Linked DNA regions of Homo sapiens: regions 1, 3 and 4 are each linked to region 2. A link is a contact called in ENCODE Hi-C data. All regions are on one chromosome and are shown on one strand. Each heading gives the region's core, a stretch centred on a gene start or an enhancer-like site at or near the end of the contact. The rest is flanking DNA. Distances are from core to core; before and after follow the strand shown.

Region 1 (5,013 bases), core at 485-2,984, 830 kb after region 2:
GAAACAATCATATTCATGTCACTTTTGTCCCAATATGCTAGCATATATTGATTTTTAAATGTGTATACTGGTGGGTGCCTTAACCCACTTGTGAATTTCTGGTATTAATAAAGAAATACGAGTGTGAGCTAGAAAACTGTCAATTTTCAGAGCACTGTTTAAAACAGGGCCAAACAGATACATAAATCTATAAGAGCTTTGGATAACAACCACCACTTTGACCTTGGATTACAATGACTAAACTTTCATTTTCTGAAGACTTACAAAAGCTAATCATTTGGGGTAGCTCAAGTTTGAGGGGAGATTCTTTTGTTACTGTTTTTAAAAAGCTCAACTGGATAGTTAATTTAAAAAATATTCAAGTGTCTTTCAGATCCTTCAGAATGAAACTTCAAAATGTTCAACGTAACAGTTTCCTCCCTATTCTGGGTGTGTGCCGAAGTTTTCCTTCCCACCAATTAAGAGAGAAGGCTGGGCCCAACTGAATTATTTGGACAGGAGTTTGATGTCAGTTAAATACCACAGTAACTGGCATTTTCTATCACCTCCAGACTAAAGGACAAATGCCTAATTAACATGGACCAACATGCAGCTTAAACTGGAAAAGTGCCTGTCCTTTTTCTTTCTTTTCTTTTTTTCTGAAAGATTTAGGTCTTTAACATCCTTGAGTTAAAGTGCACAAAGGGTGTCTAATGCCATCTGACTGAGGTGTAAAAGTCTAATTAACTAATGCTTTTTGCAGTGATAGTAAATCAGTTAACATTATTAATCTTCCTGACTAGGCGTAAGTGAGTGAGGAGGGCTATTGAAAAGGAGCTAAACAGTTAGACTGGGTACCCTTGAAAAAGAAAAGGAACTCTGAAAGTGATGACTGATGATACTGAAAATAACTGAGATACTTAAAATCCAACCGCTCGCCGGGCCTACCACCAGGCAAGAGACTCTGAAAGCTGAGGCTGCAGCTCCAGGGCAGGGAGAGGAAGAGGAGGAGCTAGGCGGCCGTGAAATGACTCTCATCTCCCATCCTTCCCTCCCAGCATCACCGAGAGAGACACGACTCTCACGTGCTGGAGGCTTCCCTGCCTTAAATTAACGCTGTACCTTTCCAACTAATGTTTTCAGTAGACCAAACAAAAGTTTGGAGTAGTTTGAGCAAATGACTCCAACAGTGGAGCCAGTTAGGCTAGTTTCAATTCATCAACAACTATCTTAGCATCTGGCTTCTTAGTTTCATCTGCCTATGTGTTTGGCATCCAAAAATGCGCATGCATATCATACTCATGTTAGCAAACCATACTTTATCAAAGGCACTTCCTGCATGTAAACATCTGAAGAGAAAAGGCCAACAGCCAAACAATTTCTGTACCAGGGCTTGGTCTGTCTGTCCTGAGACAATGGCAGTAACTGCAGTCATGCCCTCCACCCTCTTTTCTGGATTCCAACCCTCTATTCCCTGCCTCCCTGTACCCGAGTCTATAAGGCAGCTCCTTCCCTGGGGGCTCAGGGGGGAAGGGAGAGGCATCAGGTCTAGCAGGCACTCTCTTGGTCCCTTGCCTGCTCCTGCCGCCTCCACCCAGGCCTTCCCAGGAAAGCCAGGGGACAGGACTGCTCAACTCCTGACAGCAGCTGGATGTGACGAATTAGCTCTGGGCTTTGGGGAGGGAACTCCCCATGTTGAGGCACTCCCGTCGCCAGATCCTGGGTGATGACCCTAAACCCAGCAAGCTTCCTCCATCTTCTCGAAGAACATCTCAAAGGAGCAGAGTTGGAAAGGGAAGTGAAAGAGGGAGGCCAGGTGCCGCGGTGGCTTCATCTTTTCCCCTCCTCAATATTTCTATCAAGTTTCTGTTTCACTGCCACCTCACATAAGGGGGATATGAACCTATGCATACCTTTTTAATAAAATTCTGAGGCAAACACAACACGTTTGGTTAACGACGGGCTTTCACAAGCCACCTGATAATAAAGAACTCTTGAAAACATCAGGCTTCAGAACTCAGTTCATCCTGAATAAAGATATTTATGCTTTATTTATTGTTTTAAATGTCTTTAGAGGCTGTTATTTGTTACTTTGCACACCATTATACCTAAAAATCACCTCTTCTGTTCAAAAAGGTAGGTTCAAGAGAAAACTTTTCATTTGTACTCCTAAGTTAATTATATATTCATGACCTCCTCCTCAAATAATGTCTCAGGCTGAGGGTAGTGGCTCATGCCTGTAATCCCAACATTTTGGGAAGCTGAGGATAGCGGGTTGCTGGAGCCCAGGAGTTCGAGACCGGCCTGGGCAACATAGCAAGACCTTATCTCTATTTAAAAATAAATAAATAAATAACATCTCTTACAAAATCCTGTTTACTATTATCTCCATATTGCCTAGCCATTGGGATCTGAAGCTACTGAAGGGGGGAGAAATCCTAGCCAATTAAACAATTCTTCAAAACAAACTAAAATCCTTAAGATATAATTTATAACTCATTTCAACTTTTTAAAATACGGGCATTACTGACATCTATAAACAAAGGCAAGAGAGAAGGTGCAGATGAAGTCCCTTTTCAAATCAAACTTCTACTCAAATCAGAATTGTAAAATTGTTTTAGAATTCTTAAAATAAAGTTTGGTGGGTTTTTTCCCCCAGAAACCTGTGTGAGGTCAGTTCCATCAAAAGTCATCATCACCCCTGATCACCTCCTCAGACATGGGAATCTCACTCAGCTGAGACCAACAGTTGGAGGAGGTACTGGTCCCATTGTACAGATGGTCACAGCCCTTTAATTGAGGTCAGCTGACTTGCTTAGTCATATGCCACCTCTCTCACCAGGTCCACCACAGGACAGTAATTTCTCCCTGCCTGTGTAGTAAAAATCCAGCTTTAGTATCAGCAGAAAATCCAAACAATGTGATCTTCCCAAATCCCATTCTTTCCTGTGCTCAGTTGATCCATACTTACTGTCTACCTGTTTTGCTAAGTCCCCTAGAGCAACTTGAAAGGGCTATAAAAGCTTGAAATAAAGATCATGTTAAATGTTTTTGAAAATATACAGATGGCACATAAAACTTAAACGGAATACCTGCTCCCAGTCCCAAGTCCTAGACAAAGGTAGAATACTAAGATGCTTTTCCTGTAGCTAACAAGCACATCAGAAATGAGGCAGTCACCTCCCCTGCCTGCATCTTGGAGAGTTAAGTGGTGCAAGAATGCTGTTGTTGTCAGAACCAGAAGAACAGCAATGAAAGAGGCATCAGCTGTGGAATAACCACAGCTAAGCCACTAGACCCCATTTGAAAAAAAGGAAAATGGAACCACAAGAGAATGAAGTCAGGTTTTTCAGAAAGGTCTCAATCTACCAGCTGGTCTTTTGGCTGCTGCCCTGCCTAAAAGCAGCTTTCAGAATGCTTAGAATTTCCCTGGATTTACGGTCCTAATCCTTTATATGGTACTTTCCAATAGCTTCCATCCTTACAAAGGTTTTTGTTTACGTTTACTGATTAAAAAGAAAGAAAATGCTGCCCATGGGTATCATTGTGTCACCTCCTAAGAAGGCACAAGGAAGATAATTCTACCCATTTTAGAGATGGAAAAACCAAGGTGTGAAGTATATCTTTTTCTGTTTTAATCATAATCAAGGTTGGGCTTGCATTCAGGACCTTACGTTAGTCTCCTAGCTAACAAACCCAGTCCTCTCTCTAATAGATCACAGTAGATTAATTAAAAGGGCCAAGGGAGAGTCATTAAGTATGTCCAAATGTTTCTTACAATCTGGCTGATTGCATTCTCTTTCCCAATAGAATTCTTTGAAATGATGAGGAAAATGAGGTGATATCAAGGGCTGCTCTGGAAACCGTTCAGTGTATGAACAGGTGGAAGAAAATATATCTTCCTAACTTGTCATACAGTGGCGTTTAGCTCTAGTTACAGAACTCCACTTGCGGTTCAGAACTAGTCTAATCGTTATTTTCCTGACATTAGACTTTAGGGTTACATATGCAGGATCTGTCTTCCTCTAGGGCAGGGGCCCTCCAGGGAGCTATTTCAAGGGATCCACTTATTCATTTGCTCATCAAGCATCTAGAAATCAATTAAATTTACACATATATGTACAATTATTTTGCAAGTATATGAAAATGCTGCTGTATTTAATAAAGATAAGTGCCACTAAAATGTCGATAGAGTTTTTCTGTCATTAGAGCTTCTCAACAGAATCTAAAAAAATAATTAAAATCACACTTGGTCTGGAAATTTTTTACATTAAAAGAGTATCTTACATTTAAAAAGATGGGGAATAATTGCTCTAGAATGTCCAAATAACATGACATTGATTAAAGAAAAACATCCAGTAAAAATACAACCACAGATAAAGGACACATCACATCATTCCTAACATTCACAACACAGTGCCCTATGTAAGAGAACAAACACCTTCCTCTCAAGAGAGGCCAACCCTCTAGCGAAAGGACTTTTTGAACTGCTCAATTTGTTTTTCATCAGTAACCCTCACGGGTTTGGGGTAATAAGACAGATCACATGCTATCCAAAAATAAACACACACATTTTGTCAGTTCAGTATTTTTCTCTTTAAAATAAATTTCTGATGAACTACATATTCACAATTTACCATAAAAAGTTTAATACTATGTTGGTTTCATGTAACCTAGAAGATAGGTTCCTTCACTCACACAATGAGTGCCCAGGGAATGCAAAATAATTATAACATTAGCCTATGACCCTGCCCCCCAAAATTATGCCACATCAAAATGTGATTTTCATGTTCAAGAATATTTGAATACACCAAAAAAGACTTGTCATATCATATTAAAATTGTAAAACATATGGTATAAAGACATGTACAAAAATGGGTTTTATTGTCCACAATAAATCCCATTTTTGTAATATGTGTATATATCCATAGAAAACCACCTAAAAGGAAATAGTAAAGTATCAACAATGATTTATCTCTGACTTGTGGGCATAAACAATTTTACTTTCCTTTTTCCTTTTTGCATCATTAGATG
Region 2 (5,605 bases), core at 2,589-5,088:
CTCTGATGGGAATACTGGGATGGTATCCACTAGGTGATACTCCCACCTGAGAAGTTTAGCTGTATGGTACTCCTGTTATGTATTCCTAAAGACATTGATGGTGCGTGTGTGGATCTGAATATATATATTTGATGGGGGGTGGTAATTCCTGTGTATTTTTCTCTGTACTTGCAAACTCAGGAAGGGCAGGCATAGGACTGTACTAGGAGTATCTGCCTTCCCAGACAGAACTCATCCAAATGTCCCGAGACAACAGTAATAGCATTACATATTTATGTTGAGGGCTTATTTAATAACAGCCACTGTTTTTCTGGTGGCGGGGGGTTGGACAGAGTCTCGCTCTGTCACCCAGGCTGGAGTGCAGTGGCATGATCTTGGCTCACTGCAACCTCCACCTCCCAGTTTCAAGAGATTCTCCTGCCCCAGCCTCCTGAGTAGCTGGGATTACAGGTGCCCACCACCAAGCCTGGCTAATTTTTGTATTTTCAGTAGAGGCGGGGTCTCACCATGTTGGCCAGGCTAGTGTCGAACTCCTGATCTCAAATGATCCACCCACCTCGGCCTCCCAAAGTGCTGGGATTACAGGTGTGAGCCACCACACCTGGCCAACAGCCACTGTTTTAAAAGCATTACATAGGTTTTCTCATTTAATTTAGCCCTCACAAACTTACAAAGTAGGAAGCTACAGCTCAGAATGATTTCATAGCTGGCCCAAGGCCGTGCAGCCAGTATGGTGGACCCAGTATTAGAATCCACCTTCCCAGCCACCGTGACATCCTGCAGCCACGTTTTTGGTTTTTATTATGGTGTTAATCTTAGTAAGTTTGGGTGCTACAACAAAATGCCATAAACTGGGTGGCTTATAAACAACACAAATTTATTTCTCACAGTTCTGGAGGCTGGAAGTCCAAGGTCAAGGGACTAGCAGATTGAGTGTCTGGTGAGAGTAGTGTTTGCAGATGGTGGCTTTTTGCTGTGCCCTCATACGATACAAGGGCAAACAAGCCCCCTCTTCTGTAAGGGCCCTAGTCTCATTCATGAGGGCACTAATCCCCCTCATGACCTAATCACCTCTTAATGCCATCACACTGGGGATTAGGCTTCAACACAGGAATTTTGGGGGCACACAAATGTTCAGACCATAGCAGGTGCCTAATATAAATTATTTGTGGATTTACTAATAGTTAAAATAACCAAAACCTAACCTGTCTTCCAGTTTTATCCATTTTGAGTATCTGAAAAATTTTAAGCAAAGACTCAAAATGTTTTTAAAGTCAATATATCAAGTGAAAATCTGTGGATGTGGCTATATGAAGGTGTGTACTTATATTCTTCATGCTTGCGCTCTTAACACGGTTTGCACTGTAATTAATATAAGCACATCAAAATTGTGTACATGTCTTTCCTACACAATGAGCTGCAACAGAATGGCTGCTTTTTGTGTTTTTAAATAAACTTTATTGAGGTATAATTTATGTACAATAAGATGTGTACACTTAAGAGTTTGATGAGTATTGACAAATGTATAAATCCACGTACCAGCACCCTAGTCGAGGTACAGAACATTTCCATCCATCCAGAAAGCTGCTAGAAGTAGAATCATGCATACGTAAGTGGAATCTTTGTATCTGACCTCTTTCACTCAGCCTGTTTTTGAGATTCATCTATGTTGTTCTGTATATCAACAGTTCTTTTATTGTTATTGCTGAGTAGCATCTTATTACTGTATGAACATACCACAACTTGTGTATTCATTCACTCACTGATAGATGTTTGAGTTGTTTCCCACCTTTTGGCTATTTTGAATTAAGCTGCTGTGAATATTCATAGACAAGTCTTTTGTGGATGTGTTTTCATCTCTTTTTTGCAAAATCCTGGGGGCAGATTTGCTAAATGATATGTTAAGTGCATCCTTAACTTTGTAAGAAACTGCCAAACGTTTCCAAAATGGATGTTTTATTTTATATCCCCACCAGTGGTACAGGAGAGTTTCAGTTGCTCCACATCCTTGCCAACACTTGGTATTGGTAGTCTTTCTTTTTTTTAAGTATCAAGTATGCACTGAAAGATACATCAACATTAATACAGAAGAAACAGAGTCAAATCATTTAATCGAAATAATATAATAATATAATTCTGGCCGGGTGCGGTGGCTCACACCTGTAATCCCAGCACTTTGGGAGGCCGAGGTGGGTGGATCACAAGGTCAGGAGATCGAGACCATCCCGGCCAAAACGGTGAAACCCCGTCTCTACTAAAAATACAAAAAAATTAGCCAGGTGTGGTGGCACACGCCTGTAGTCCCAGCTACTCGGAAGGCTGAGGCAGGAGAATAGTGTGAACCTGGGAGGCAGAGCTTGCAGTAGGCCGAGATCGCGCCACTGCACTCCAGCCTGGGCAACAGAGTGAGACTCCAACTCAAAAAATAATAATAATAATAATAATATAATTATACATCTCGGGAAATTGAGAGCTGGAAACTTGGCAGGGGCTTCCACATTATGGAACAATTTCTATAGCTGCAATGAACTTAAAAAAAATACACTTAAACATTTATAAATGTATGCTTTGCCTGGAAGGAGTCTGGCAAAAACAACAAATAATCTTAAATGTATACATTTCATAAAAGTGCTAATGATTTTTCCCAACGCTTCCCATTCACCTTCACCCTACAGAGAGTTCTGACTTGGCTCATTTAATTTCTTCCCTTCCTCAGTCACTCAAAAGTGTTCTTCCATTTCTTGGTCACTTATTTGGACTTTTTTGATGTCCAGGCTGTAGGAAAAGCAGTTTATTTGAGAGGTAAAAGTGGCATTTGGGCTAGAGCTTGGTTAGAGCTAATTCTGAGAATGTTCTAGAAAGAGTTATCAGAGTAGTTGTTAAGTATGAAAAAAGCAGACAGCAGAAAATTATTGTGGCAGACTATATACATTACCTTCTCATCATAAAAACAAAGCACTCATTGTTTTTACTGAATTGCCTGGTGGTAGATGGGGTGTGTTCTTAACTAAGCACTGCCTTGACAAGACAGAGGGATGTGGTGCCATCATCTTTTCAATAGGAAATGTATATGTGCATATATTTGTGTATATGTATTTTTCCTATATTGATTGCTTATATACATATTCACATCCTTATACATATCTATGTTTTATAACTTGAACCTTGTTTTTTTAACTTTATTGAGGTATAATTTATAAAAAATTATATAATTCAAGTTGTACAACATGATTTTTGATACATGTATACATTGTGAAATGATTATCACAAGCTAATTAACATATTCATCACCTCAGATAGTTACCTTTTTGGGGGTGTGTGTGTGCGTGCGTGCTCGTGCAGTGAGAATACTTAAGACCTCCTCTCTTAGCAAATTACGGGCATATAATGCATTATTATTAACTACAGTTACTGTGCTGTACATTAGGTCTCTAGAACTTGCTTTGTTTTTTTGGGATAGAGTCACTGGAGTGCAGTGACGTGATCTTGTGATCTTGGCTCACTGCAACCTTCGCCTCCTGGGTTCAAGCGATTCTCTGCCTCAGCCTCCCACGTAGCTGGGATTACAGGCGTGCACCACTATACCCAGCTAATTTTTGTATTTTTAGTAGAGATGGGGTTTCACCATGTTGGTCAGGCTGATCTTGAACTCCTGGTTTCAGGTGATCTGCCTGCCTTGGCCTCCCAAAGTGCTGGGATTGCAGGTGTGAGCCACTGCACCTGGCCAACTTACTCATTTTGTAAGTGAAACTCTGTACCCTTTGACCAACATCTCCCCATTTCCCCACCCACAACTCCTGCCAACCACCATTCTCCTCTCTGTTTCTATGAGTTGGTTTTTGTTTTAGATTCTGTATATAAATGAGATTATTAGTAGTCTTTTTATTTTTAGCTGTTCTCGGTTCGGTATAATGGTATCTCTTTGTGGTTTTAAGTTGCATTTCTCTGATGACTAAAGATAGTGAGCATCTTTTCATGTTATTTTTGGTCATTTGTACATTTCGGGGGGTAGTGCCGATCTCTTTAGTTTATGGGCTGTGTGGTTGTGTGTTGTTTGTTCCATCGTTGAATAGTAAGAGTTATTTATATTTTCTAAATTTAAGTGCTTTGCCAGACTCATTAATTACAAATATTTTCTCCTGGTTGATGGCTTGCCTTTTAATTTTCTCAACAATTAGTTCATGTTTTAAAAAGTTGTACTGAGCAAAATTTAGCCAGGCATGGTGGCAAGTACCTGTAGTCCCAGCTATTGGGGAGTTTGAAGGGGAGGATCAATTGAGCCGGGAGGCAGAGGTTGCAGTGAGCCATGATGGCATCACTGCACTCCAGCCTGGGTGACCGCGCGAGACCCTGTCTCAAAAAAAAAAAAAAGTATTTAGTTGCCAATTCTTTATTTCCAATTCTTCATTGCAACTTTATTGACACATAGTTGACCACAATAAATTACATATGTTTAAGGTGTACAATTTGATGAGTTTTGACATGTATACACCATTGAAGCCATCATCACAATCAAGATAATGCACATTTCCTTCAGCTCCCCAAAAAACAGTTTATTTTGAAGAGCAAAAGTTTTTAATTTTGATGAAGTCCAATTTATCAAATTTTTCTTTTATGGTAAGTGATTTTTATGTTATTTTTGGGAAATCTGTGAAAATCTTTGCCTCAAGGAGCAAAATTTGTCTCCTATAATTTTACTTACATTTTCTCATATTTTTTCTAAATAATTGTAACTATAGTGTTAATTTTCTCCTTTAACCACTTATTGAGTTTTTAAACATTTTCTAAATAGCTTTTTAACCAAAAATTTTTAATTAGCTTTTAATTTTTTAAGTTATGATGAAATAATGTGTACTTTTAATTATATTTTTCATTTTTATATGTATTTCTTATATATTCAATCTGTATTTTTTGATGAATTGAGCCGTCAAGGCTAATACAGGGATGTTGAAGTGTCTCCCTTTCTCTCTTTATCCCGTTACCCTGTGTCGTGAGTTCCATCGCCGTGGTTCTTTCTAATTTGGTTTTGAGGTCTCCACTTTTGAGAGTGGCCAAAACCTGGCCGGGCGCGGTGGCTCACACCTGTAATTCCAGCACTTTGGGAGGCCGAGGTGGGCGGATCACGAGGTCAAGAGATCCAGACCATCCTGGCTAACACGGTGAAAACCCGTCTCTACCAAAAACACAAAAATTTAGCCGGGCGTGGTGGCGGGCGCCTGTAGTCCCAGCTACTCGGGAGGCTGAGGCAGGAGAATGGCGTGAACCCGGGAGGCGGAGGCTGCAGTGAGCCGAGATCGCGCCGCTGCACTCCAGCCTGGGTGACAGAGCGAGACTGCGGCACACACACACACACACACACACACACACACACACACGCCAAAAACCAAGAAGCCACTCTCTGGGAGAGCCCTAACAGCGTGGGGTGGGGGAGCTAGGTTCACCTGTGTCCATCAAGTGAGACAAAATGAGGGAATGAAACCAAAATGGCTGAAACAGAAGAACTGTATAACTTACAGATCCCGGAAAGGTCAGAGCTGCCAACAGGAGGCTAAGGAAAAGTCCAGGGGTGTCAGAGAGCTCAACCAGGGAGAGGGAGTGGGGAGTA
Region 3 (5,130 bases), core at 365-2,864, 810 kb after region 2:
CAGCAAATCTGGAATGAAATGTTACTTTGTGAGTTATACAAAGCTTAGCAGCTGTTCCCAGCCAACATGAAACCCGAAAGGGGTGATGCTATCTTTATCTTCTACCTAGAGTTAAAGCCGGTACTGTCCAGGACAGAGCTGCCAAGGAGCTGTCTCAGTTCTAGTCTGCTGAACACAAAAGACAAAGAAGCCAAGGGAATACATGGGCCAGCAAAGGACACCTAAACAACAACAAATAATAGACCCACCTGGAAGAAAGAAAATGCAGTTAATAATTAAAAAATTTAAAAGGATGCAAGTTCTTAATGTCACTTGGAAAATCCTTTTCAATCAGTTCAAAATTCAAAAGATTAAATCACATCTAACTCTATCTGGATTTCCCAAGTGCAAGGGGAGGAAACTATTTTATCAGGTTTCTTGGAAGGGAAAACACATTTTCTCTATTAAAACTTAAGTCCTGGCCGGATGCTGTGGCTCACGCCTGTAATCCCAGCACCTTGGGAGGCTGAGGCAGGCCAATCACCTGAGGTCAGGAGTTCGAGACTAGCCAGGCCAACAGGGTGAAACCCTGTCTCTACCAAAAATATGAAAATTAGCTGGGTGTGGTGGCACAGGCCTATAATCCCAGCCACTCGGGAGGCTGAGTGAGGCAGGAGAATCGCTTAAACCCGGGAGACGGAAGTTGCAGTGAGCCAAGATCGTGCCACTGCACTCCAGCCTGGGCAACAGAGCAAAGCTCTGTCTCAGACAAACAAACAAACAAAACAAAACTGAAGTCCAGCTCATAAAGACTTCATAGAAACCTTCTTCAGACCACCTGATGGAATCAGGCCTCAGATGAGCATCTCAGGGCAGGCAGATGGATGATGGAAAAAGACCAAAGAAGAATCAAAAGGGAGGGTGATGAGAACAGGGCCTTTCTTCTCATAAGCCTGAAAATTACACATAGGTTAACTGAAGAAAATATTCTTCTAGTGCGACTGAACTATCTCCCTCTGAGAAACCACTTCCCACTAGGCCCCTTCGTTCCGCCCCTAACAACCCCGTTCTATTTATTGTTCAGTTTTAAATGACTGGGCAGCTGCTGCCTAGCCATGCCCCTCTAGTATTGACCAACACTGTCACCAGCACCCCCCACACGTAAACCACCAACGAATGAAGCTCGTGGTAAGGGGGCTTAACTTGGAATGTGAACTGTCACCAGCACACCACACTTCCTGCGAACTCTGACAGACTGTCTCCATTCAAGAAAAAATGAAAAGACTACCTTAAGGCCCGGTGGGTAACCACCCAAAGATGAACAAGCGGAATTGCATGGTAGTTAAGGAGTAGGCTCTGGAACCACATCGCAAATCCTGCCTCTACCACTTGCCAGCAGTGGTAAGTGGCCTGACCCTTAGACAGTTAGGGAACCTCTCAGTTCTGCAATTTCCTCATCTGTGAGATGGAGACAATAATAATACTGAAATCATATGACTGTTCTGAGAAATAGATTAGTCAAATCTATAAAGTGCTAAAACCTGTCTGGCACACATGATACCATCCCTCAGTGCTTTTTATTATCATATACATGCTCACACCTGAGCACACATACTGTACGTTCACATTAGCAAGTGTCTATTAGTCCTTCACGTCCCCAGTGATGAGTTCAACAGGTGCTACAAACATTGTACTCCCACTGGGCAGTCATTTTCAAACTTTAGTATGCACCTGGAGAGCTTATGATAACAGATTTCTGGGCCCCACCTCCACATTTCTGATTCAGCAGGGCTGGAGTGGGGCCTAGGAATCTGTGTTTCTAACAAGTTCCCAGGTGATGCTAATGCTGCTTGTCTGGGGACCACACTTTGAGAACCAAAGTGTCATTATGTTCTAGGCTTCAGGCCTAAGCTTCATCTAGTTTATGTGCATAGAGAACCTTATGGAGATGAAATGGAAAAGGAGAATAAAGCAAAGATGCTCACTGCTCAAAGAATATCCACATATTCTTCCATATTTCCTGGCAACCGTATACCTTTGTGGTCAGGCAGGTCACATGACTAGTCCTGGCCAATGAGCTGTGAGCACAAGTACCAGCCATCACTTCCAGACTGCAGCCTTTCAAAGTCAGTATGTAACCCACTAGCTCTTTCCTTGTGGTGGCAACCTGGAAGCATGTGTAATGACAGAGTAGCTATAAGACAAGAGCAGCCTGGATCCCTGGGTTACCACTTGTAAGGGAGCTATACTAGAGAGCTGCCAGACCTGCAGAGGATTCTACACCAACAAGCAACGGCACTTTATGGGTTGAGCCACTGGGATTTCAGGCTTTGTTTGATACTTCAACATAGCTTCGCTTAGCCTGACTTCATTATAAAGAGGATGCCCACATCATCAGTCTTAAGCCCAACCTATCAAACAGATCTGAGATATTTTATAAAATCAGCCAGAATTTCTACCCTACTCTCATTCACTTCTATTCACCAAAACAGATGAACTGTTTTTAACCTCCTATTTTCGGTCTGTTTCTCACTAACTAAAAAAATTATTTACTGCAACATGATTATGTACTAGTTGCTAATAATTTAGAAAGCTCAGTCCGCTAAAATGTATTAAAAATGTGAAAAGTAAATACATTGGAGGATTTGTGTGTGTGTGTGTGTGTGTGTGTGTGTGTATACCACTACTGGAATCCCTTGACTTTAATTGAGTAGGGAGGAGCAAGAGTAAAGGGTTTCAATTTTATTTATGTAATCACGTGTGGACTGATAACTTGTTTTGCCAAAACAGGAGAAAGTGATCTCTTTAAGGGCATCAGAATTTAACCACAAAGCTACTTTTTTTAAAAAAAAATAATAGTTCTACTAATCTAGGAACATTTTGCAGTTTAACATGTAGGTAATGAGCTGTCAACAGTATACAACTTACCAGACTGTGGAATGAAACATTAAAAATATTTTCCTCAAAAAAAAAAAAAAAAAAAAACCCTCTCACAAAGATTAATACCTCCTTCACTGTCACACACACACACCAAAACACATTACAATCCAGAACACCTCAATTAACAACTTAAGACTACAAAATTCATGAAATACACAAAATTAAAAGAATTGGGGAGAGGGAACTAAGAAGTATGTAAGAGAATCGCATAGGACCTTTCAGGTCTGCAGAGCAAAGCAGCACTTCTTTGGAGGGCTATCTTTTAGTGGGATTGACAACTAATCTCAAAGGTGGTGGAATTTCCTGCTAGAATTCTCTCTAGCACTTTCTACAGAGAGCACTGGAACAACTCCTTTGTGTACACACACACATTTTAAAAACTCACTTGCTAAGGAGCTCAGTGACTTCTGCTTCCCACTTAGCACTGGCAAAGCTAAGCACTGAGATGAAGGGACCCTGCTGCTCCTGGCCTTCTCAAGTTCATAGGCCCCTCCAGTGCCTCATTCTCTGGGTGTGTCACATTCCATCTCTTTAGGTACTTCCATGTGGCCAAAAAGGAAAGGAAAAAAAAGGTAAACACTCATGTGATGCATTTGGTCACATTTATAGCTCAGCTGTAAAATCAAACTTGAGAATAATAAAAAGGCCCCAATGCTAAAGGCTGAATTTCTTTCATATGTTTCATAGCTATTCAGCAACTGTTGGGTTTTTTGGTGAGTGGATTATTTTCTTCATTTCTGTCTTTCAGGAGACATAAAAAAAGTCAATTAACAATAATGAAAACCTAAAGATCTAACATTAGTGAAGGTCTATTTTTAAAATCATGTAATACACCACTTATAAGAAATTAGAGAGACCAAGAAAGTCATCATGTACACCCTAAAACAGGATTATTTCTGTACTTTTCATAAGGAGCTAACACTGAGAGAGGTTCCCTTAGGATACTGGAAACAACAGGAATAATGTGCAATTAGATACCAAGTGGACTTATACACACAGCTAAAAAACTCAGCATCACATCTTACTATCACTCTCCCATAAAGCCCCAGAACTCCCTATTATTTAGCAAGGTGATTTTCTAAAACTCATAATGCATCCTCAAATCAATGTCCTTGTGTATGTACCTACAAGGGAAATATAGTGAGAATATCCAACGTTTTGAAAACGAAAGCCATCTAAAAGTGATTTCACATAGTTTCTGTGATTTCACTTGCTTGGTTTATTTCTCCCCCATAGTCCTGTTCATCACAAGAGACACTCAAACTATAAGTAAATTCCTGGGAGCTTATAAATGATATGCTTTATACAGCCAAAATGTCCAAAAAGATTTGTGGTTTCAGACTTTTACACACTGTTCCCGTGTCAGTAATTGATTTGTGAGAACTTAACAAGATGATCTCTGCTCCTAGCCTCAACCTGGCAAGGCCACCTTCTCCCTGACCCTGCAGGGAACTGCAGTGTGTGCTCAGCAGTGGGGCTGCTGCCCATTGGCCTCACTAATGTTACCTCCCCTTTAAGCTCTACCAACTTGCACCTAAATCTCAGCCCATTCAAGTGTCATGTGCCTGCAATGTGCAACATCTATGCAGATGTTAAGGCCATGACCAAAACCAGTTCTCAGCGAAATGACTCCCAAGCCAGCACACCCCAAGCACTTTGAAGTCCCTGTTCTGCGTGGACTCCATAGCACAGAGGTTGCCAGGGCCTGCTGCTCCTGGGGGCTGGTTTGTAGATCATATGACTGCTGAAATCCCTTAGATAAAAGCAGGCATTGTCCACTTTTCCTTGAAATCTTGAAATCCTGGATAAGACCAGCAATCAAGTAACATTTCAATCCTCCAACAACCTTAAATCAATTGATCAAATTCTTCTCTTTGGGCCTCAGCTCCCCCCTTATACATAATACAATATCTAGTAAAAGCAATTTTAGTCAGTGTTTAAAGCAGACTGATTGCATTTATATTAAATAAAAGATAGGATTACGTGAAGGGGGCAAAGCTTTTAAAACAAACAATGAACCACCCAACAAATTTCCGCAGTATCTTTAAACTGCTCTGGAAGCATCAAGAGTATTAACTGAAAAAGCAGCTCCCTTCCCTCCTTCTCCATGTTCAGCCTCCAGCCGCACGGATGAGTTCTCTGTGCCTATGACTGATGCATGGAGGCTGATCTCCGGGCGGCCAGCAGCTGTTCAAATCCACGCCTGGATGC
Region 4 (5,619 bases), core at 1,541-4,040, 890 kb after region 2:
TCCTCGCGTAAAATCAGATTAAAGGGGTAAAAGGAAGATATTGAACTGAGCGTCAGGAACTGGATTCCAGTCTTGCCACTAATTAGTTGTTACCTTGAATAAGTAACTTAATATGTAGGTTTTTCCTTCCTTTTTCAGTAAAATGGAGACATCAAATTTCTAAGGTTTCTTCCATTTTACCCTTCTGAAGTGGCTCAAAAACAATTATATTGAGACCAGATGCGGTGGCTCACGCCTGTAATCCTAGCACTTTGGGAGGCTGAGGCGAGTGGATCACGAGGTCAGGAGATTGAGACCATCCTGGCTATAACGATGAAACCCCGTCTCTACTGAAAATACAAAAAATTAGCTGGGTGTGGCAGCGGGCACCTGTAGTCCCAGCTGCTGGGGAGGCTGAGGCAGGAGAATGGCGTGAACCTGGGAGGTGGAGCTTGCAGTGAGCCGAAAACGCGCCACTGCACTCCAGCCTGGGCAACAGAGTGAGACTCCATCTCAAAAAAAAAATTATATTGAATACCCATCTGCATAGGGAACAATACAAAACATTGAACATCCTCTAGTGAAAATGAAGAAGCCTGAGTAGGGACAGAAGGCCCCTCACCTCTGCACAGCAGTAAGTGTGGATGGACAAAGCCATGATGCTCCTTCAAAAACAGTTCTTGGCTTCCTCCAGCCTACAGACATCTGCCAATCTGGTTATAGGCCATGGACATGGCCTTGATACTAATATTTCTGAAGGATTCCCTAGGGGCCAGGTGAGGACACCAGAACCAGAGGACAAAATAGAGAGGCCAAGCCAACGATGACTGACATCATAAGCCATGATCTCTTTAAAGCCCAGAGTGATCCTAGTGATGGGGCCATCTGGGTCACTATCAGAGGGATGGCAGTTCTCTTCTAGAAAACAAAATCCTATTTGACGAAAGCAGAAAATCCAGCGGATGAAAGCCAGGGTCCAGAGAGAGATACGCATTGCCTTCATATCACAACCATGAGGCCGAAGCCATATGACCACAGGCAAGTCTCTTCACATCTCTAAGCCTCAGTTTCCTGTTCAATAGATTATTCATAGAATTTAACCCAGTGGGGTTCTTGTGAGAAATTAATGAAAAAAATACACCTAAAACATTTAGCACACAGCCAAGATAACAGATAACAAGATAACAGCTCTCTGGACAGTAATTCTGTCAGCACCGCTCCCCCCAGCCCTAATCCAAGTCCTCTCATTTATGCACAGGCATCTGCTAAGAAGTTTCTAGTTTGTCTGTATAACTTCCTGTACATCCCTCCCTTTTGTGGAATACCTGTCCCAAGCCACGGGGACTCTAAATGCTCAGTAAGAACTTGCTAAAAGAATGAATAATTTATAAGGGACCTAATATAGCACCAAGGCATGATTATGATCCAAGCAGACTCTTTGGGCCCATTTGTGCCAGAGACTCCGTTATTTTGTAATTAACAAATATCGTGAATTTGCTTTGAAGATTGTCAAAGAACATGACAATTCTGCCTCAGGTGTTTGACTCAGGGCAAAGCATTTAAACTCTATGTGCCTCAGTTTCCTTTTCTATAAAGTGGGACTAACAATAGTAGCCTACACATAGGTTTAAATGTGAAGTGCCTGCCTGACACATGGCACTTAATAAGTGTTAGCTATCTTATTTCATTTATTTTATTTATTTATTTATTTATTTATTTATTTATTTTATTCATATAGACATGCGGTTTCACTATGTTGCCCAGGCAGGTCTCAAACTCCTGGGCTCAAGCAAACCTCCTGCCTCAGCCTCCCAAGCAGCTGGGACTAAAGGTGTGCGCCACAGCATCTGGCATTAGATATCTTATTTTAAACCTGGTAAAAAATGTTCCATTAGGCCAGGCGCAGTGGCTTATGCCTGTAATCCCAGCACTTTGGGAGGCTGAGGCAGGTGGATGACCTGAGGTCAGGAGTTCGAGGCCAGGCTGGCCAACATGGTGAAACCCTGTGTCCACTAAAAATATAAAAATTAAGCCTGGCACGGTGGCTCTCACCTGTAATCCTGGCACTTTGGAGGCTGAGGTGGGCAGATCACGAGGTCAAGAGATCGAGACCATCCTGGCCAACATGGTGAAACCTCGTCTCTACTAAAAATACAAATATTAGCTGGGCATGGTGGTGTGCGCCTGTAGTCCCAGCTACTCGGGAGGCTGAAGCAGGAGAATCGCTTGAGCCCAGGAGGCGGATGTTGCAGTGAGCCAAGATCACACCACTGCACTCCAGCCTGGGCAACAGAGTGAGACTTGGTCTCAAAAAAAAAAAAAAATTTAGTGATAATGTAGTGATGGATAAAAATCTGAGCCCATAATACCTTCATCATTGTTAGTAAGTCCTGTTTGACTGTCAGCACCACCAGGGAGTCAGGAGACTCAACTCTCTACCTCCTCCTCTTCCCACTGTCTTATTCCCTTAGTCTAGATCAGGCCCTGGAATCTGCATTTTAAATATCTTCCTTGAGTGAGTTGGACACAGGTCGTCACCAAACTGACACACATATGAACAAAAAAAAAAAAAAAAAAAGAAAAGAAAAGAAAAAATACAGACAAATATAGCCCTGGAACTTAATGAGGGAACTGGGCCAAATCTTGGGTGATTCCCCTCTCCCTCGAAGAGAGGGATTTATGGTTTAGGTAAAAACCATTAAGAACACATTGGTTTTTTTCATTGGTTTCACTTTGAGTTTCTGCCTCCTGCAACCCAAAACACAATCATACAGAGCTTCGCAGCGTGGGTCTGGGCCCTGCGTGAGCAGGGCCACGTGACCGAGACTGCCTGTGCTGAAGAGCTGAAAGCAGAGGAACACACAGGCAAGGGGAACCTACAGATATTTCCCCCTTTACTTTCTTTTCTTTTTTTAAAAAAACTATAATCCCATAGAGACATATGTGACAAGTCTGACAAATGGACAAAGGAATGACGCTTGTTCTCATTTAGAAAAAGCTTGCTGATGCTGGATGTGTGTCAATGCACAAAGCTGTGGCTCGAATAGCCAAGGACATAGCATGTTTTTTTGTTTTTGGTTTTTTTGTTGTTTTTTTAATAGATGAGAGCTTCCTATGTTGCTCAGTCTAGTCTCAAACACCTGACCTCGCCTTCTTATGTGCCAGGACAACAGGCCTGAGTCACCGTGCCTCCTGACATAGCATCTTTCGTACAGGATTTAGGGAAGCATGAGAGCACTGGAAATAAAACCTAAATGGTGGGTGAGCTATAGGTAAACACTGAAATATCATGATCTTATTAAAAAGAAAATAGTGAACCCAAAGAACCTGATATACAAGAGAAAATGAACCAGGCTGCCAAAATCCTCTGTTTCAACAACAGAAGTCAATGGGATACAGTGGTTTAAAATCATGTAAAGTGAGTAAAATGTTCAACCCTGTGAGAACAGAGCAGTAATCGTGATGGGCCATCAGCCAGATAAAAGTGTCCATATTTCTGGTCCCAGGCAGTATCTCTCTCTCTCTCTTTTTGTTTTGTTTTGTTTTGTTTTTTTTTGAGACGGAGTTTGGCTCTTGTCGCCCAGGCTGGATTGCAATGGCACAATCTCGGCTCACTTTAACCTCCACCTCCTGCCTTCAAGCAATTCTCGTGCCTCAGCCTCCTTAGTAGCTGGGATTACAGGTGTCCACCACCACGCCCGGCTCGTTTTTGTATTTTTAGTAGAGATGGGGGTTTCACCACATTGGCCAGGCTGGTCTCGAACTCCTGACCTCAAGTGTTCTGCCCACCTCGGCCTCCCAAAGTCCTGGGATTACAAGCATGAGCCACTGTGCCCAGCCTCCAAGCAGTACCTCATGCAACACAAGTATTTAAGTATTTATCAAAGATGGTCATAATCAGCTCTTAAAACATACTAACTAAACACAACACTGTACACAGAAACACTTAAAAATACCACTTATAAGAGCATCAAAAGTTTTAAGGTATTTTAATATATTTTAAAAGTTATATATATTCCTATATATTATATGATATGTAGGAATATTTACTATACACTAATACATATGTAATATAATATATTCTACGTATGTAGGGAGATGTAGGAATACACACAGTTGCAGCATTTCAGTCAACAATGGACTGCATATATGACAGGGGTCCCATGAGGGATAGTATATACACATTCCTTATAACACCATATTTTCACTGTACCTTTTCTATGTTTACATATGTTTAGAGACACAAATAATTTCTGTTGTGTTACAGTTGCCTACAGTATTCTGTACAATAACATGCTGTACAGGTTTGTAGCCTTGGAGCCATAAGCTACATACCATATAGCCTAGGTGTGTAGTGGGCTATACCATCTAGGTTTGTGTAAGTACACTCTGATGTTCACACAATGACAAAATCACCTAATGATGCATTCCTCAGGATGCCTCCCCTTCGTTAAGTGACACATGACTGGATTGTATATTCTACAGGTCAAGTTTTATAAAGAAAACCACAACGTTCTTGGGGCATTGAAGAAGATATACATAATTGGTGTTCATGCACTTATATAATTTTACTATGTGCCTGAGACTATTCTGAGCACTTTGCACATATTATATGCAAGACATGTAATCACCTAATCCTCTCAATTACCCTATACAGTAGGTACTATTATGACCCTATAAGGTAGGTACTACTACGATCCCTATTACACAAGTGAGATAACTGAGACACTCTAAGGTCAAATTCTCCAGGGTCACATGGCCAGTGAGGAGCGGAGCTAGGATCTGCACCCAGGAGGTCTGCCTCCATCCTTTTAGCGATTCTGCACACTGCCTTTCAATGTGGTACACTCTATTGTAAACGTGCTGGTTCTCCCCACATTGGTCTACAGGTTCAGTGCAGTCCTAATAACTCCAAAAGATTCTGTAACAGAATTGGAACTGTTTCTAAAATTTACATAGAAGCACAAGAGGCCAAGAACACCAAGACATCATTGAAGAAGAACAAGGTGGAAGCACATGCCCTCCCAGATGGCATGACTCCTTAAAGGCTGTCATAACTAAGACAATGTAGAGCTGGATCTAAGGTTGACAAAGAGACGGACAGCACATAGAGAGCACAGAAACAGACGGAGCACACATGCATGACACAGGTGGCATTCCAGAGTGTGTGGGAAAGATGGAAGCTGCAATAAACAGTGCCTGGACAAACACATATCTATTTAAATGAAAACTGAAATGGACCTCTACCTTCCAACATTCATAAAAATCAGTTTCAGATGAGTGAAATACCATATAAGAAAATGTGAAAGGGGAAAAAAACTATAAAGAATAGAGGAGAATATCTTCAAAAAACTATGAAGAATACAGGAGAATAACTTCATAAATAGGGAAGAATTTCTTAAAATATAAAAGCATTAACCATAAAGAAAAAGACTGATAAATTCAACAATATTAAACTTAAGAATGTATGCTGGCCGGGCGCAGTGGCTCATGCCTGTAATCCCAGCACTTTGGGAGGCCGAGATGGGTGGATCACTTGAAGTCAGGAGTTCGAGACCAGCCTGGCCAACATGGTGAAACCCCGCCTGTACTAAAAATACAAAAATTGGCAGGTGTCGTGGCGCACGCCTGTAGTCCCAG

Evidence for each region. A loop is a pair of places that touch in the nucleus more often than their neighbours do. Pooled maps may share reads with other maps.
Region 1: a loop to region 2 is called in a map with no recorded cell type, with 22 times the contacts of the local background. The contact joins two enhancer-like sites. A Hi-C loop is called at or near these places in 6 of 37 single-sample maps with no recorded cell type and 4 of 50 pooled maps.
Region 3: a pooled map shows a loop between it and region 2 (16-fold over the local background). The contact joins two enhancer-like sites. A Hi-C loop is called at or near these places in 3 of 37 single-sample maps with no recorded cell type and 4 of 50 pooled maps.
Region 4: a loop to region 2 is called in a map with no recorded cell type, with 18 times the contacts of the local background. The contact joins two enhancer-like sites. A Hi-C loop is called at or near these places in 2 of 37 single-sample maps with no recorded cell type and 2 of 50 pooled maps.

What each region holds. Positions count from the first base shown.
Region 1 is chr6:7,133,757-7,138,769 of GRCh38, reverse strand. All of the region lies in intron 1 of RREB1 (ras responsive element binding protein 1), which reads right to left. Among named protein-coding and RNA genes, the nearest start is that of RREB1, 28 kb to the right of the region's middle. RefSeq lists an enhancer at 1,689-1,758. Within about 2 kb of position 1,734, at least 32 of the 41 ENCODE cell types and tissues checked have a DNase peak (open chromatin) inside an H3K27ac peak, as active enhancers do.
Region 2 is chr6:7,961,589-7,967,193 of GRCh38, reverse strand. All of the region lies in intron 4 of BLOC1S5-TXNDC5 (BLOC1S5-TXNDC5 readthrough (NMD candidate)), which reads left to right. Among named protein-coding and RNA genes, the nearest start is that of TXNDC5, 54 kb to the right of the region's middle. RefSeq lists an enhancer at 3,463-3,512. Within about 2 kb of position 3,838, at least 3 of the 41 ENCODE cell types and tissues checked have a DNase peak (open chromatin) inside an H3K27ac peak, as active enhancers do.
Region 3 is chr6:7,150,940-7,156,069 of GRCh38, reverse strand. All of the region lies in intron 1 of RREB1 (ras responsive element binding protein 1), which reads right to left. Among named protein-coding and RNA genes, the nearest start is that of RREB1, 46 kb to the right of the region's middle. RefSeq lists a silencer at 5,108-5,130. Within about 2 kb of position 1,614, at least 5 of the 41 ENCODE cell types and tissues checked have a DNase peak (open chromatin) inside an H3K27ac peak, as active enhancers do.
Region 4 is chr6:7,071,107-7,076,725 of GRCh38, reverse strand. No RefSeq gene overlaps it. Among named protein-coding and RNA genes, the nearest start is that of RREB1, 34 kb to the left of the region's middle. RefSeq lists an enhancer at 2,827-3,066. Within about 2 kb of position 2,790, at least 5 of the 41 ENCODE cell types and tissues checked have a DNase peak (open chromatin) inside an H3K27ac peak, as active enhancers do.